Linked DNA regions of Homo sapiens: region 1 is linked to region 2. A link is an interaction called in ENCODE POLR2A ChIA-PET data of the cell type or tissue named here. Cell type or tissue: A673. All regions are shown on one strand.

Region 1 (8,000 bases), 1.3 Mb after region 2:
AGGAATGTGGAGGTGTGGCCCATAAGCATGTCATTCATGCAAAATCATCTACATGCATTCAATTAGAAAAAAAAAGGAAAACAGCAGTGACCCTCATAAGTAGACTTGGTTAGTGTCAATGTAGGGAGTGAGTTTCTTGTGACCCTGCTGTTCTTCCTGGGTCCCGTGACAGGGCATCTGGACAGGCTGAATGCGATTCTAGAATTAGATTCCTATGTTTTTATATGTACGCCCCAGTCTCACTTGCCAGTGGCTTCCTCTGACGCTTAGAAAATAAATGGCATCTGCACCACGTCAGGGAGAAACTGACTGCTTTGGAATTCCCAGAAGCTCTTGGAAGGGAACCTTCCTGAGGGATATTGAAGGAGAATTAAAGAATTTTCTCAGTGGCTGGCACAACTTATGGAGTCAATGCTCATTGGCTGTGATTGGCTGAGCTGGGATCACATGTGCATCCTTGGACCAATTGCTGTGGCTCGAGTAATGGACTGCTGTGATTGGTCAGCCTTGGGTCGCCTGCCCATTTGGAGCCAGGGAGGGAAGTAGTTCTTGCCCACAGAGACTCAGGTAGGAGTAGGGTGGTTCCCAAAAGGCAAAAAGGAGGGGCTGTTGTCGGGGGAAGAGGCGGCCATAGGCAGCAAAAATGGGGCTGAGCCCCTTTGCCCCCAGGTAGCTTCCCACTTCATCCCCACATTGCCTTTCACTGTCTCTGGCTGTTACAGTATTAGAGATTATTTTGTTTGGCTGACTATTCTGTTTACCAAGGCCTCTTGAGGAGGTAGTAGCTTACCAGCTGTTTATTATGTATGTATTTACTTATATTTACTTACCTATTTATTTTGAGACGGAGTTTCTCTCTTGTTGCCCAGGCTGGAGTGCAATGGTGTGATCTCGGCTCACCGCAACCTTTGCCTCCCAGGTTCAAGCGATTCTCTCACCTCAGCCTCCCAAGTAGCTGGGATTACAGGCTGCGCCACTGTGCCCAGCTAATTTTGTATTTTTAGTAGAGACAGGGTTTCTCCATGTTGGCCAGGCTGGTCTCGAACTCCTGACCTCAGGTGATCCGCCCACCTCGACCTCCCAAAGTGCTGGGATTACAGGTGTGAGCCACGAAGCCCGGCCTATTTATTTATTTTTTTGAGACATGGTCTCAGTCTGTCGCCCGGGCTGGAGTGCAGTGGCATGATCTTGGCTCACTGCAACCTCCGCCTCCCGGGTTCAAGTGATTCTCCTGCCTCAGCCTCCTGAGTAGTTGGGATTACAGGTGCCCACCACTACACCCGGCTAATTTTTGTATTTTTAGTAGAGGCGAGGTTTCACCAGGTTGGCCAGGCTGGTCTGGAACTCCTGACCTCAAATGATCCACCCACCTTGGCCTCCCAAAGTGCTGGGATTATAAGCATATGCCACAGTGCCCACCCTTTATTATTTATTTATTTAGATTTTTTGAGACAGGGTCTCACTCTGTCACCCAAGCTGGAGTGCAGTGGCATGATTACGGCTCACTGCAGCTTCAACCACTCAGGCTCAATCGATCCTCCTACCTTGGCCTCCTGAATAACTGGGACTACAGGTGTGCACCACCATGCCCAGCTAATTTTTAGATTTTTTGTAGAGACAGGGGTCTTGCTATGTTGCCCAGGCTGGTCTTGAACTCCTGGCCTCAAGCAATCCTCCCACCTTGGTCTTCCAAAGTGCTGGGATTACATTCATGAATCACTGTACCTGGCCTAATTGCTCTAACGGGGAAAGTTTCATCAGCTGTCAGATTGTTAGATCTGGACTGACTTGGGTTCCGAAGCTCAGTTCTATCTTTTATTTTTCCTTTGGAAACCAAATTCTGTAGGTAGCAGAGGTTTACTCAAGGCCACGGAGATAGTTAGCAGCCAGTGCTGGGTGGGGCCGACTGTCCCAGGCTAGCTGGATGGAGGCCAGGAGGGCCCGGGCAGCAAGGGTGGAAGGGGCCTGGGTGGGTGCCGGAGGAAGTCACTAACGAATGTTCTTCAGGCAGAAAGTTCCCAGGGTCCCATTGATACCCCTGCCTGTTCACATCCTGGCGGCAGGACTGGGATGAGGCATTTTTTAAAAAGTTGGGGAGATATCAGGGCTGGTGTGCCAAAGTTCAGGCTTTGTCCACCCAAGGTGAGAGGCTGCAGGGGTGTGCCGTGGGCAGAGAGGGGATGAGGTAGGGGTGGGAGGGATGAGCTGCCCAGATGCACCCGTGGAGGAGTTGATCTGGAATCCTAGCCACTGGGTTTACCCTGCAGTGTGTCCCAGCAGCATCCCAGGCTTCTCTCCAGCCTTTGGCAGGGCTTTAGCTTCCAGCAGCTCAGGTGGACCCCAGCATATGGACTTTGAAGGCAGGCAGCCCAGGTTCAAATCCTGGCTTGGCCACTTCCCAGTTGGGTGCCTTCAGGCAAGTGACTTACCCTCTCTGTGCCTTTTTTACTTTTCTGTAAAATGAAGTTAATAAAAGTGTCTCCTACATAGGGCTTTTAAGGTGGCAGAATTGGCACATGTCACACTTCAAATAGCAGCTCGGCAAGTGTCAAGTAAGGGCTGGCTGTTTCCAACATCTTAACCGGATAGACACAGACATAGAGAGGGATCCATCTGTCAGCAGTTTGCTGAAATGGGACCATACTATGCACGCTTTGCTGCACCGTGGGTTTCTCACGCTGTCATCGCTTGTCCATGTCGTCCTCAGTCAGCTGGGATTTTCTGGTGATGATCACGCTCTGATTCTCTAGATGCCTGGAAACGCTCCACGGTGCGGATGTACCACGGCTCGTTCTGCCGTTCTCACGAGGGAGGCATCCAGCTTGTAAAATAAAGCAGCCCAGTGTGTTCTTCCACCACCACATCACCCAAGGTTCTATTTTCAAAGATTTTATTTTGTAAAAACGGGAAGAAAAGTACAAGTTGCTGCATGTGCATCCTCTCTCTCTCGTTGCTGAGCCTTTTGGGTGCATCCTAAGGACAAGGACGTCCTTCTCCATGGCCGTGGACCACGGCCCCACTCAAGAAGGCCACGAGGATCCACACCTTTAATCTGACAGTCTGTGTTCAGATTCCCTTACGGCCCCAATAACACTTTTTGTCATAGTTGTTCATTAAAAAATTTTGAATTGGCCGGGCGTGGTGGCTCACGCTTGTAATCCCAGCACTGTGGGAGGCCGAGGCGGGTGGATCACAAGGTCAAGAGATTGAGACCATCCTGGGCAGCATGGTGAAACCCTGTCTCTACTAAAAGTAAAAAAATTAGCCAGGCATGGTGGCGCACACCTGTAGTCCCAGCTACTCGGGAGGCTGAGGCAGGAGAATCGCTTGAACCCAGGAGGCGGAGGTTGCAGTGAGCCGAGATCGTGCCACTGCACTCCAGCCTGGGCGACAGAGTGAGTCTCCGTCTCAGAAAAAGAAAATTTTTTTTTGAATCCAAGGTTGCATGCTGTGTCTGGTTGCCTCATGTGTTTTTCCTCTTTAATCCAGACCTGTTCTCCAGCCCTTTTCTCTTTGCTGGGTCTTTCAGGACACTGGCATCTGTAAAGGGGCCAGGCGGGTGCTTTTGGCAGGATGGCCCTTGATTTGGATTTGTCTGATTGCTTTCTCAGGAGTGCACGTGGTCTTCCCACAGACTCCCACACAAAAGCCTCATTGTGTGAATCAGATTGGAGCAGAGTGTTTCTGATGAGCCGGGGTTGGGTGCCTGGATCCTCCCCCAGCTCCCAGCCTGGCAGTCACAGTGCAAGTCTGAACCTCTTGGGTTGAAGAAGCCTGCAATTCCTCCTGGTCCCTTCCTCCACCTGCTTTCTAAAATTTCTGGCTCTCATTCCTTGCCTTTGAGCGGTGATGTGTCCATCCTTCAGCGGCCCTCGGCCAGCCTCTGCCCACCCCAGTGCCATCACATGGGAAGAGATGGCGGATCTGATCCCTGACTCATCCCCTGGGCCAGGAAGATTGTGGAAACCCTGGGGTCTCAGGGCTGGTCGGGTGGAAACGGGAGGCTGGATGGAGTGGCAGGTGGGGGCTTTTCCTGTTTTGCCTCTCCCTAACTGGGCCTCCCGGCAGCCACTAGCCCAGATGCCCAGGCCTCAGAGCCTTGTGGAAATTCTTGTGCCAGATCATCTTGGCCCTGTCTGGCCTCCTGGCAGGCAGGTGGAGGTCAAACTGGCCTTACTTGGCCGAGAGCCCATTGCAGCCAGGATCCCTTGGCAGCTCTGGGAACAGCCAAGTCTCCCCTGTCCTTGGGATTTCCTTCCACTGTCTGTTCCCAGGCTCCTGGACTCCACCTGCTGCAACCCCTCGCTTTGCACTTTCCACCCAGAGTCTTGGATTTCTGTTTTTTGTGAAATTTGCTCACTTTGAGGAAAGTGTAAGACATATGCAATCAAATATGTAACTAAGATGAACATGCATGCAATCACCCCACGTGAAGAAGAGGGAAAGCTCATCTGCCCCGAAGCCCCTGCAGAAGACACTGTGTTTGGTCCCAGCTTGCTTTGCTTTTTATAGTATCACTCCCTCATAGCCATCCCTAAACACCGGGATTAGTTTGGTCCGGTTTTGGACTTAACTTGGATGCAGGCATACTCTCAGTATTTTTGTTTGGTTTGGTCTTGCTGGTGTTACTTCATATGGTATTTGTGGGATCCACCCACATTGCTGCGATAAGCTGCACTCTATTTTCATGGCCATGTCATATCACAGTTCATGATGCTAATCGGAAGAAGCTGAGTATCACAGTTCATCTGTCTTTTTTTTTTTTTTTTTTTTTTTTTTTTTGAGATGGAGTCTTGCTGTGTGGCCAGGCTAGAGTGCAGTGGCGCGATCTCAGCTCACTGCAACTTCTGCCCCCCGGGTTCAAGCAATTCTCCTGCCTCAGCCTCCCAAGTGCACCACCATGCCCAGCTAATTTTTGTATTTTTAGTAGAGATGGGGTTTCACTATGTTGGCCAGGATGGTCTCGACCTCTTGACCTCATGATCCGCCTGCCTCGGCCTCCCAAAGTGCTGAGATTACAGGCGTGAGCCACCACGCCCGGCCAGTTCATCTGTTTTAACCCTGATGCCGGTGACTGTGTTCACTTCTGGGTTATGACACACTCGTGTCCCTGCCTGCAAGGGACATGTGCCTGAATCCCTCTAGGGCCCGACAGTCAGAGTAGGGGGTCTGGTCATGGCGTGCGTGTCTTCACCTGCATGGAGAAGGGCCAAGCTCTTGTCCAAAGTGGTTGCAGCGTTTCCAATCCTATCATTTGTTTTTCATTTAATAATTTATTGAGTTCAAATTCACATAACATATAATTAATCCTTGTAAATCGAATAATTCAGTGATACCACCACTTCTACCTAGTTTCAAAACATTTCCATCCCTCCCAAGTAGAATTGCCCATTCTCCACTCTTTGCAGCTCCCCAGCCCCTGGCAATCACTCATTTTCTTTCTGTCTCTACAGATGCACCTGTTACGGACATTTCTTTCTTTCTTTCTTTCTTTTTTTTTGAGACAGAGTCTTGCTCTGTCGCCCAGGCTGGAGTGCAGTGGTGCAATCTTGGCTCACTGCAACCTCCGCCTCCCGGGTTCAAGCGATTCTTCTGCCTCAGCCTCCCGAGTAGCTGGGACTACAGGCGCCTGTCACCACACCCGGCTAATTTTTTTTTTTTGTATTTTTAGTAGAGACGGGTTTCACCATGTTGGCCAGGCTAGTCTCAAACTCCTGACCTCAGGTCATCCACCTGCCTTGGTCCCAAAGTGTTGGGATTACAGGCCTGAGCCACCGTGCCCGGCCCTGGACATTTCTTTTTTTTTTGAGGCAGAGTCTTGCTGTGTCACCCAGGCTGGAATGCAGTGGCGTGATCTCGGCTCACTGCAACCTCCGCCTCCTGGGTTCAAGCGATTCTCCTGCCTCAGCCTCCCCAGTAGCTGGGACTACAGGCGCCCGCCACCACGCCCGGCTAATTTTTTTTTTTTTTTTTTGTATTTTTAATATAGACGGGGTTTCACATGTTGGCCAGGCTGGTCTCAAACTCCTGACCTCAGGTCAAACACCTGCCTCGGTCCCAAAGTGTTGGGATTACAGGCCTGAGCCACCGTGCCCGGCCCTGCACATTTCTTATAAATGAAATCATGCAATGTGTGGCCTTAAGTGCCTGGCTGCTTCCGCTTAGCGTCATGTTTTGGGGTTCATCCGTGGTGTGGCATGTGGAGTGCTGCTTTCCTTTTTGTAGCTGAGCAGGCCTCCACGGTGCGGGTGCACTGCATGCTGTTTTTCCGCGCCTCTGTGGATGGGCGTCTGGGCTGGTGGCTGCCGGGAGCGGTGCTGCTGGGAGCGCGCATGTTCGGGAACTCGCTTGGCTTCTGCTTTCAGTGGTCTCCTTTTATGCCCTCCTTCCCCTCACCCCTCTCGCTCTTCAGCCCGCCCTGCCCCTGCGCCCATCCTCTGTGTGGCTGCGTCTGTAAACCTGAGTGTGTCCTTGGACCTTGTGCAGTCCTAGATTCCGGAGCCTGCAGGTGTGGGTCCAGATCCCGGCCCTGCCTCCTGCTGCTGTGTGACCATGGACAGGCTCTTCGAGTCTCTGGTCTCTGGTGGGTGTCTGAGTCTGCATGGGAGGCAGAGGTTGCAGTGAGCCGAGATCGTGCCACTGCACTCCAGTCTGGGCAACAGAGCAGGACTCTGTCTCAAAAAAAAAAAAAAAAGAAAGAAAGAAAGAAAAAAATGTCCATAACAGGTGCATGGGCCAAAGACCATGTATTCCCGTACAGTTCTGGAGGCCGGAAGTCTGAGATCAGGATGTTGGCAGGGCTGGCTTCTCCGGAGACCCCTCTCCCGGCCTCATAGACGCCACCTTCTCCCTGTGTGCGCACATCCCCGGTGACTCTCTGCGGGTCCTAATCTCCTCTTTTAAGGGCGTCAGTCAGATTGGATTAGGGCTCACCCCACTGACCTCATTTAAACGTAATCACCGATTTAAAGGCCCTGCCCCCCGCGCCAATACAGTCACATTCTGATGCACCGAGGGTTAGGGCTGCAACATGGGAATTTTGGGGGGACACTGTTCAGCTCATAATAGTAGGGTGCCTATAAAATGGGCTAAAACCATGCCTTCCTATAGGATTCAGTGAGGACCGAGGGAGCTAGAGGTGGAAGTGCTTTGAGCTGGGGGTGGCACAGGGAGGCCCCCTTCATGTGGCCTGTCACGTCTGAGGAGAGGGCGGCTTTTCCATGCCATGCACGGTAACTCGTGTCAACATTCCTCGTGCTGCCCTGTTTAAAATCTATCCGTGTTCCTATGTGTGTATCAGGCTTATTGCTTCCTTCTGCTGCCTGGACCCCCTAATTCATGTTCATCCTGTTGTATTTATTCCCTTAGCGACGGGGGTACCTTGGTTATGTCTGACTCCTGCCTCCACAAACAGCAAATATGCTGGACCCTGCTGCCTTGTACTTCTCCACAATTTCCTGGGGATGCGCAGGAGTGGAATTGCTGTAGGGCAGAGGGGGAGCCATTTTCACCCAACATGCCTTCCAGAAGGGCCACTGCTGTTCACCCTCCCAGCTCTCACATCCTCTCCAGCACCTGAGACGATTTAGTCTTCGAGAATGTCTGGGGTCTCAGTGAGGGTACGTGGTGCAGCATTGTTCTCATGTGCTTTTCTGAGGTGTGAATTTGAGTCTTCTTCCTTTCATAAGTCCTCAGGTGGGGGTCTGAGGCTCAGAGATTTTGAGGGCCATGTTGGAGGGTCACAGAGCAAACTGGGGCTAGACCCCACCAGCTTGGGCTTGGAGGGCCTCCAGCTTGGATGTAGGGCCCTTCATAAATCCAGGATGATCTCATCTTGGGATCCTTAACTTGGTAACATCTGTAGAGACCCTATTTTTAAATAAGGCCACATTCTGAGGTTCTAGGTGGGCATGAATTTGGCAGGGGACATGCTTCAGACCAGCACTATGTGTGCAGGTGCCCAATCCTCAGATCTGCAGAGCTCTGGGTTCAAATCCAGG
Region 2 (8,000 bases):
GAGTTTTACAGCTTAGAGCGAGACTCCCACCCAAGCTAGGATCCTTTTCTCCCACAGAGACTGGGAGATGGGACTTTATCTTCCTGGATGATCTTATTTCAAATCAATGGTTCCCAGGTCCTTGAGAAAGATATTGCTGGATTATAAAACTGGCAGGAGACTTTATAAAAGATTTACATCTCAAAGGGGCAGAAAAAGAATGTACAATTGCATGTTTTCTAAAGTAAATGCTCTATAAAAAGGGAGGGAAGGGGCCTCTGTGTTTGGGCCACCTGGGTTCTGTAAGGTCTGGGTGAGAGGAAAAAAGCCTAGAGTCAGGACGGTCTGGATAAGGTTTAATCAAGCTGAGGAGGACATTAACCCTGTCTAGATTACAGCGGACAACATGGAACACAGCCGTCATAACTAGATCAGGTTCTAGGACCTGAGCCAGGGTTAAATCTTAAAGTATTAATCTGTGTATTTTTAGGAATATTTCCTTTTTGTTGTGTTTCTTACATGTATCCCAGAAGGCATCTTTCCCTCCCACACCACACACAGAAGAGGAAATAAACATTCAAAAAAGACATATATTTGAGACAGAAAATTCCAGATGCCTGTTGGTGGAGTGGCTTTTTTGATTCCAAAGACGGGAAATAGAAGAGCTGGAGGAGCAGGTAGTTGCAAAGAAGAGGAGAGACTAAGAGGAGAAGGGAAAGCAATGAAGAGCCTGGGAGGGCCCCAGGGATAGAAGTCCCTAATGGAGCGGCAGCATGTAAGCTACTCAACACTGAGCTATCCTTGAATGGGGCCCCCTCTGCCCCGTTGTCCTGTGACCTGTGGATGTTTTCTCACCAGCAGTCTCAGACAGAGACAAGTGCTGTCAACAGAGGGGTGAAGAGTTTAGACATCTTTGGAGGTTTGGGGATGTGAACAGAAAACTTTTTCAGGAAAGATGGCTCATGCCTATAATCCCAGCATTTTGGGAGGCTGAAGTGTATTGCTGGAACCCAGGAGTTGAAGACCCACTCAGGCAACATAGTGAGACCCCAATTCTACAAAAATAAAATAAATAGCTGAGTGTGGTGACGTGTGCCTGTATTCCTAGCACTTTGGGGGGCCAAGGCAGGAGGATAACTTGGGGTCAGGAGTTCAAGACCAGCCCGGTCAACATAGTGAGCGCCCATCTCTACCAAAATAGAATTTAAAATGTAGCCAGGCATAGTGTGTTGTGTGCCTGTAGTCCCAGCTACCTGAGAGACTGAGGCAGGATCCCTTGAGCCAAGGAGTTTGAGGCTGCCGTGAGCTTACTCAAGCCACTGCCCTCCAGCCTGGAAAACAGAGAAAAAGCCTGTCAAAAAGAAAGACAACTTTGCTTTATGACCAAAGTGGAAATTCTACAGTAAACTGAGTAGAAATTGTCACACCTTCACTGTTACTTCTGCATTCCTGGGCTAGACTTCACCCACTCAAAAACAATAATGATGTCACTTGCTGTGGTTGTTTTAAAATTCAGTGTTAAAAGGACATGTGCAAGTTCGTAGAAAAGTTCATAGTGCTGTTCAAATATAATATCTGTACTAAGAAAGTGCTTACAAAATAAAACCTTAGTACCTAGACATAACAGAGATGTTCTGAGAAGATCATGCTGAGTCTTGTGAACATGTGAGATACTCTCCTAATCAAAAGCAATCATTAATTGATCTCCAAGTCTGTTTACTCAAGTAGGTCAAACACTTTTCATAAAATCCTACTCAATTTTTAGCAAACCCTCTGGTTATACAGTAAATCAACATCCTAGTTTGCAATTACTGCAGCCTGGGTTAAGTGATTTTTACTGGATGAGAATTCTAATTAATGAAAACAATTCAAAATGTGTGTCAGTATCTTAGGATAGTGATAATCCTGGGCTATCAAGTGTGGGATTTCTGGGAGGTCAGGTGGTACAAAACAGATGGTGGGAAATGAGGCAGGTGGATTAGCGTCATGATTGAAACCAGCAATAATGTTAAATATAACCAAAATTGGCATAATAACTTTCAAGCATGATTACAGCTTTATTCCTCACATCCCCCAAATGGAAATACAACACACAAAAATTACACTTACCACTCTTAAATTTTTCAGTTGATATGACAGATGTTAAATATCCTCATCTCACGTGATGCTAAGACCTTGGCTACTTTATTACTTATACCTTGTTTCATAATATAGTACCTCTGAAGTCTCATCTCATTACAGCATTACAACATCAACTCAAAATCCAGAATCTCATCACCTCTGTCAGATAATGATGCCTGGCTCCCTACATGTGGTTCCCTAAATAAAGCTATTTGTGTGCAGTTTCTCTCAATTTTAAGGCTTTTGGAACTAAATATATAACTTGTGTTCCTGCCCCCATGCACCCAATGTACAAAGCTTAAGCAACTATAGAATAATCATTGCAGACACTCTTGCTTAAAGGGAAGGAAAATGAGATCCATAGGAGAGTAACTGTTGTGTAACAACTCTGAAATACAAGCAGAGGTATATTGGGAGTTTCTTGATTGGGGCCCAAGACCTGGGAATAATTCTCTATGGCTCCCAGCTCCAACTCTAGAATGGAGAAATCATGAAAGAAAGCATGGGTTTATAGCTGAGTTGTTTCCTAAAGCTTGCTTTCTACCTGTAGAATTTTGGGGATAAAAATGATGTATTTTATTTGATGTTCAAGGTGACAGTATTTCTGCTAACATGATTTTCTCAAACTCTTGTGGAACCCCTGTGAATCACACTGGTGTTCACTCCATCAAACAAAAGCTACCATCATGACAGTCTCTTTTTAATTTTTTTTTTTTTTTTTTTGAGACGGACTTTCTCTCTTGTTGCCTAGGCTGGAGTGCGATGGTGTGATCTCCTCGGCTCACTGCAACCTCTGCCTCCTGGGTTCAAGCGATTCTCCTGCCTCAGCTTCCTGAGGAGCTGGGATTATAGGTGCCCACCATCATGCCTGGCTAATTTTTGTATTTTTAGTAGAGACGGGTTTCACCATGTTGGCCAGGCTGGTCTTAAACTCCTGACCTCAGGTGATCCATCTGCCTCGGCCTCCCAAAGTGCTGGGATTACAGGCATGAACCACCATGCCTGGCAGAAATTCTTTTATATAAGATATAATCTCATAAATTTCACAGAAGCTCACTTGTGTAATAGGCAGACTCTAGACTTTTCTGAAGGGTCTTTTGCGTGATGGAATAGTGCTCTAATGTACCAGCTGTGAACTTTCTAAGGTCTTCACAAAGGTTCTTAGGTCAAATCCCCAGTTTCAACCCAAGAAAATATTTTTCTGCTAATGCTTTGAATTTCTTCTTTGCGTGAGAGCCATTTCTTAATTTTTGCAATCAGAATTAATGTTTGCAATCAGAAGAGATTGAGAATTTTAAACATCACTGAGCTCTGGCTATTATTTTTTAAAAGTCCTTCCCTCATTTTGTCTCTTCCTTCACACATTTTACAATAACTAGCACCTTCAACATTTTGCTTGGGAATGCCCTTAGCTAGATCATCAAGTTGACTAGGCACATTTTCTACTTTCCACATTGTTGAAGGTGTCAATTTTGCTAAGTTTCTGCCACAACATAACAAAAATTCCCCCGTTCTGCTTTCTAATAACATGTTTCTCACTTACTTCTAAATTCCCAGAGCCCAGAACCACAGGACTACAACAATCAATTCAAGGCAACCTAAGCCTTCGCTTATACGCTCCTCAAAATCATCTCGGCCTCTGCCTGCTCCTCGGTTCCAAGCAATGCTCATATTCTTATATTCTTTATGATTAGCATCTCACTTCCAGAAACTAACATATTAATTTTTTTATTGCTTCGTGAAAAATTACCTAACATCATAATGGCTTAAGAAAACAACGATTTGTTATTTTATCATTTCCACGGGAAGTTTAACTGGTTGCCTATGGCCCGAGATCTTCATCAAGGCTGCAATCAAGTTGTTGCTCAGAGCTGCAGTCATCCCAAGACTTGATCGGAAGGGATCTGCTCTCTCACTCACTTGCTCTGAGAAAATCAAGCTGCCATGTGCTAACCAGCCCAATAAAGAATCCCATGTTGCAAGAAAATGATGTCTCTGGCCAACAACCATGAGGACTTGCCAACAGCTGTGTGTAATTACAAGTTGGCTGGAAATAGAGTTTGAAACCATATTTGGAGGAAGATACATCGGTTTGGCCACCGGAAAGAAGTTAGGCTGCCTGAGATTTTGTTAACAAATGAAAAGCAAACAAAAGGGCACTGTGAAATGAGATAAAAACGTAAGTAGGGGAGTAACAGGTCTTCATGTAGATGTCCCAGAGCTGCCATCAGCCAAGCCTGTCCCAATGCCAGGCTGGGGCCTATGCTGGTCAGAGGCTTGGGCTCCTCCCATATTACAGAAACACATGGGAGCTATAAAATAAGCTTCCTCTAAGGTCTTATCAATTAGGGTCCCAGGAGAAAACAAATGCATGCTCAAATTGGGTAACTTAAAGACAGTTAAAGAGATTGTTTTAAAAGCAGAATAAGGCTGGGCGCAGTGGCTCATGCCTGTAATCCCAGCACTTTGGAAGGTCAAGGCGGGCAGATCACCTGAGGTTGGGAGTTCAAGACCAGCCTGATCAACATGGAGAAACTCCATCTCTACTAAAAATACAAAATTAGCCAGGTGTGGTGGTGCATGCCTATAATCCCAGCTACTCGGGAGGTTGAGGCTGAGACAGGAGAATCGCTTGAACCCAGGAGGCAGAGGTTGCGGTGAGCCGAGATCGTGCCACTGCACTCCAGCTTGGGCAACAGAGCGAGACTCCGTCTCAAAACAACAAACAACAACAACAACAAAAAGCAGAATAAGTATTTAATATGGTGAAATAAGAATAGCTGATCAGGGGCTAGTAAGAACGGGAAGGTTACATATATATCCTGTTCCTCAAGGGAAAAGAAGGGAATGGTTTCTAGAACCAGGAAAGGGGGTTTCTGGAAAGGTTTCTACAACCAGGAAAGGGGGGCTATTTGACAGAAGCCATGACCTTTGGCAAGAGGACACAGAATATCTCCAGGGACCTAAAGGGACAGAACTAGGGAAATCGACACCCCACCTTGATCTTCCCACTCGCCAATCTCCTGGAGATGTCTCTCTTGGGCCAAACCCATCAGGGAGCCAGAGAACAAGGAAGCTCATGATATTGTCCACACAGGTCAACTTCTCTGGACACAAGCAGGGTGCAGAGGGTGGAAAATTGATCTTGAAGGCAAATGGAAGATAACTAGCACTCCTTATGGCTGGTAGACACCACCTACGATAGGGAGGTAGACACAGGAACCAGACAGGTACAGACAAGTCTATCAGATTTATTAATGGTAGAACTCTATCAGAGGATGTCCCTGGCCTGTGCACACAGTCAGGTATCCTAAGTGGACCTCCCACCAGAACTCTGGCCTCTCCTGACAGGCACAGGCCATGCCAATACTCTTCCCCACAGAGTTGGGGAGAGGCCCGCAACTCTGAAAAGAAAGTGATGAATGGCTGTTCTGAACATGCTTAGTTCCTGATCCCAGGCTTAGCTGTCATGTCAATCACTCTCTTCAAGGGCAGAGATGAGGGATGCAGGGAGAACAAGATGGAAAGAGGCACTTACTATCCTCAGCATAAATGAGGAAGAAGCTCACTACAGGAAAGCAAAACAAAACAAAGCAAAACATGATGGAAATTGAATATCCTCCCTTCAAAACTTTACAAGGTGAAAAATGGAAGTTGTATGTGGTCAAGTGTTTATTTGAAAATCATTTTCCTTTCCTCCAGAACACAGGAATGTGCTTAATGTCACGGACAGCTCACACAGAGAGAGGCCTTCAGTTCATGCCATTCATGTGAAGGAACATGAGATTCACACCCCCACCCTCATCACACTCTGAGGCATTCGTTCACACCTCCACCCTCATCACACTCTGAGGCATGTATTCACACCTCCACCCTCATCACACTCTGAGGCATTCGTTCACACCTCCACCTTCATCACACTCTGAGGCATTCGTTCACACCTCCACCCTCATCACACTCTGAGGCATGTATTCACACCTCCACCCTCATCACACTCTGAGGCATTCGTTCACACCTCCACCCTCATCACACTCTGAGGCATGTATTCACACCTCCACCCTCATCACACTCTGAGGCATTCGTTCACACCTCCACCTTCATCACACTCTGAGGCATTCGTTCACACCTCCACCCTCATCACACTCTGAGGCATGTATTCATACCCCCACCCTCATCACACTCTGAGGCATTCGTTCACACCTCCACCTTCATCACACTCTGAGGCATTCGTTCACACCTCCACCTTCATCACACTCTGAGGCATTCGTTCACACCTCCACCCTCATCACACTCTGAGGCATTCGTTCACACCTCCACCTTCATCACACTCTGAGGCATTCGTTCACACCTCCACCCTCATCACACTCTGAGGCATTCGTTCACACCTCCACCCTCATCACACTCTGAGGCATTCGTTCACACCTCCACCTTCATCACACTCTGAGGCATTCGTTCACACCTCCACCCTCATCTCACTCTGAGGCATTCGTTCACACCTCCACCCTCATCACACTCTGAGGCATGTATTCACACCTCCACCCTCATCTCACTCTGAGGCATTCGTTCACACCTCCACCCTCATCACACTCTGAGGCATGTATTCACACCTCCACCCTCATCACACTCTGAGGCATTCGTTCACACCTCCACCTTCATCACACTCTGAGGCATTTGTTCACACCTCCACCCTCATCACACTCTGAGGCATGTATTCACACCTCCACCCTCATCACACTCTGAGGCATTCGTTTACACCTCCACCCTCATCACACTCTGAGGCATTTGTTCACACCTCCACCCTCATCAAACTCTGAGGCATTCGTTGAGTGGAAGAAAGAACAGAATCATCTGTCATACAAAATGTATCTCTCTCTCCCTTTCTCAGTAGGGAACATAAGAGTTAAATTTGTATAAGCTCAAATTTTGGTTCTTGTTGTTCACCGTATAATATAAATCCACTTCGGAAATAGATATGCATAGAAAAAGTCATAAAAAATGTTCACAAAATGTTAACAGTGCTAGAATGGGCAAAATATATCTGCTTTCTTGGACACTCTATCAAACATTTTTGGCAAGGAACATATCTTGCTTTTACAACTTAAAAATAAGTTAATAAATAGTTCTTACTTTATTACAGTTGACTTTCCATCTAGGAAGCTTAATGGAGGGTCTACTGGCACCACATTTTCTGGGACTCAGCTCCAAAAAGAGCCATTGAAGTCTATGTAGATACACAGACTAAAATACAAAGGATTGTAAAACCCAAAGCCCTGAAATTCCAAGGAGGATTTTGAATAGGCTGATGCCCTTGACTCTGCATGGAAGATGGTTACGATTTGCAACTTTTCTTTCCTTTAACCAGTTGGGACCTCAAACTTGATAGTTTCAAGAGAGACTCTAAATATACTGACTGTGGTTTTAAAAGACATTTTAAAAATCCATCCCAAATAATGACATTTGAGCAATCAAATTTATAACCACAGGATGGCAGCTCCAGGCAGGTAGGACCTTAACTGCAAAGTATTTTATTACCCTAGTCTTGATAATTATTTTTTTCTCAATCAATAAAGGACTCATATTATGCAAACACATTGAAAATAAACTATACCCACTTTATACTTGAAGTAAAAATGGAGAAAGTAAATGTATTTATTTCCCTCTTAATGTGTTCTGTCTGTTAGAGATCTCCATGCAGGAGCCAAAAGCAGGGAAGTTTCTTGAGACGTTATCTATCTTTGTGTTGTCGGTCAAGACCTATTAGTGGGTCATGAAACTGAATTAGTATGTTGCCATCAGCATTCAAAAAATAATATAAACTTCTAGTTTCAGCTGTGACATGTAAAGAACTTAGAAGTCTTGACTCCCATTCTTACAAAAAGTAAAAGGTGAATGAAGTTAAC

Evidence for each region. ChIA-PET counts read pairs that join two places held together with the same protein. Peaks named below come from ENCODE experiments on the same cell type or tissue, not always from the same donor. Only the 100,000 strongest peaks of a DNase experiment are listed, where the experiment ranks them.
Region 1: POLR2A ChIA-PET joins it to region 2 with 14 read pairs; 1 of 35 experiments calls an interaction of 5 or more read pairs at or near these places.

What each region holds. Positions count from the first base shown.
Region 1 is chr12:124,843,512-124,851,511 of GRCh38, reverse strand. All of the region lies in intron 1 of SCARB1 (scavenger receptor class B member 1), which reads left to right. Among named protein-coding and RNA genes, the nearest start is that of SCARB1, 16 kb to the left of the region's middle. In A673, no CTCF peak of the experiment used is centred here; no DNase peak of the experiment used is centred here; H3K27ac peaks cover 613 bases.
Region 2 is chr12:126,179,151-126,187,150 of GRCh38, reverse strand. No RefSeq gene overlaps it. Among named protein-coding and RNA genes, the nearest start is that of LINC02359, 87 kb to the right of the region's middle. In A673, no CTCF peak of the experiment used is centred here; a DNase peak (open chromatin) is centred at 4,160; H3K27ac peaks cover 1,341 bases; H3K27me3 peaks cover 309 bases.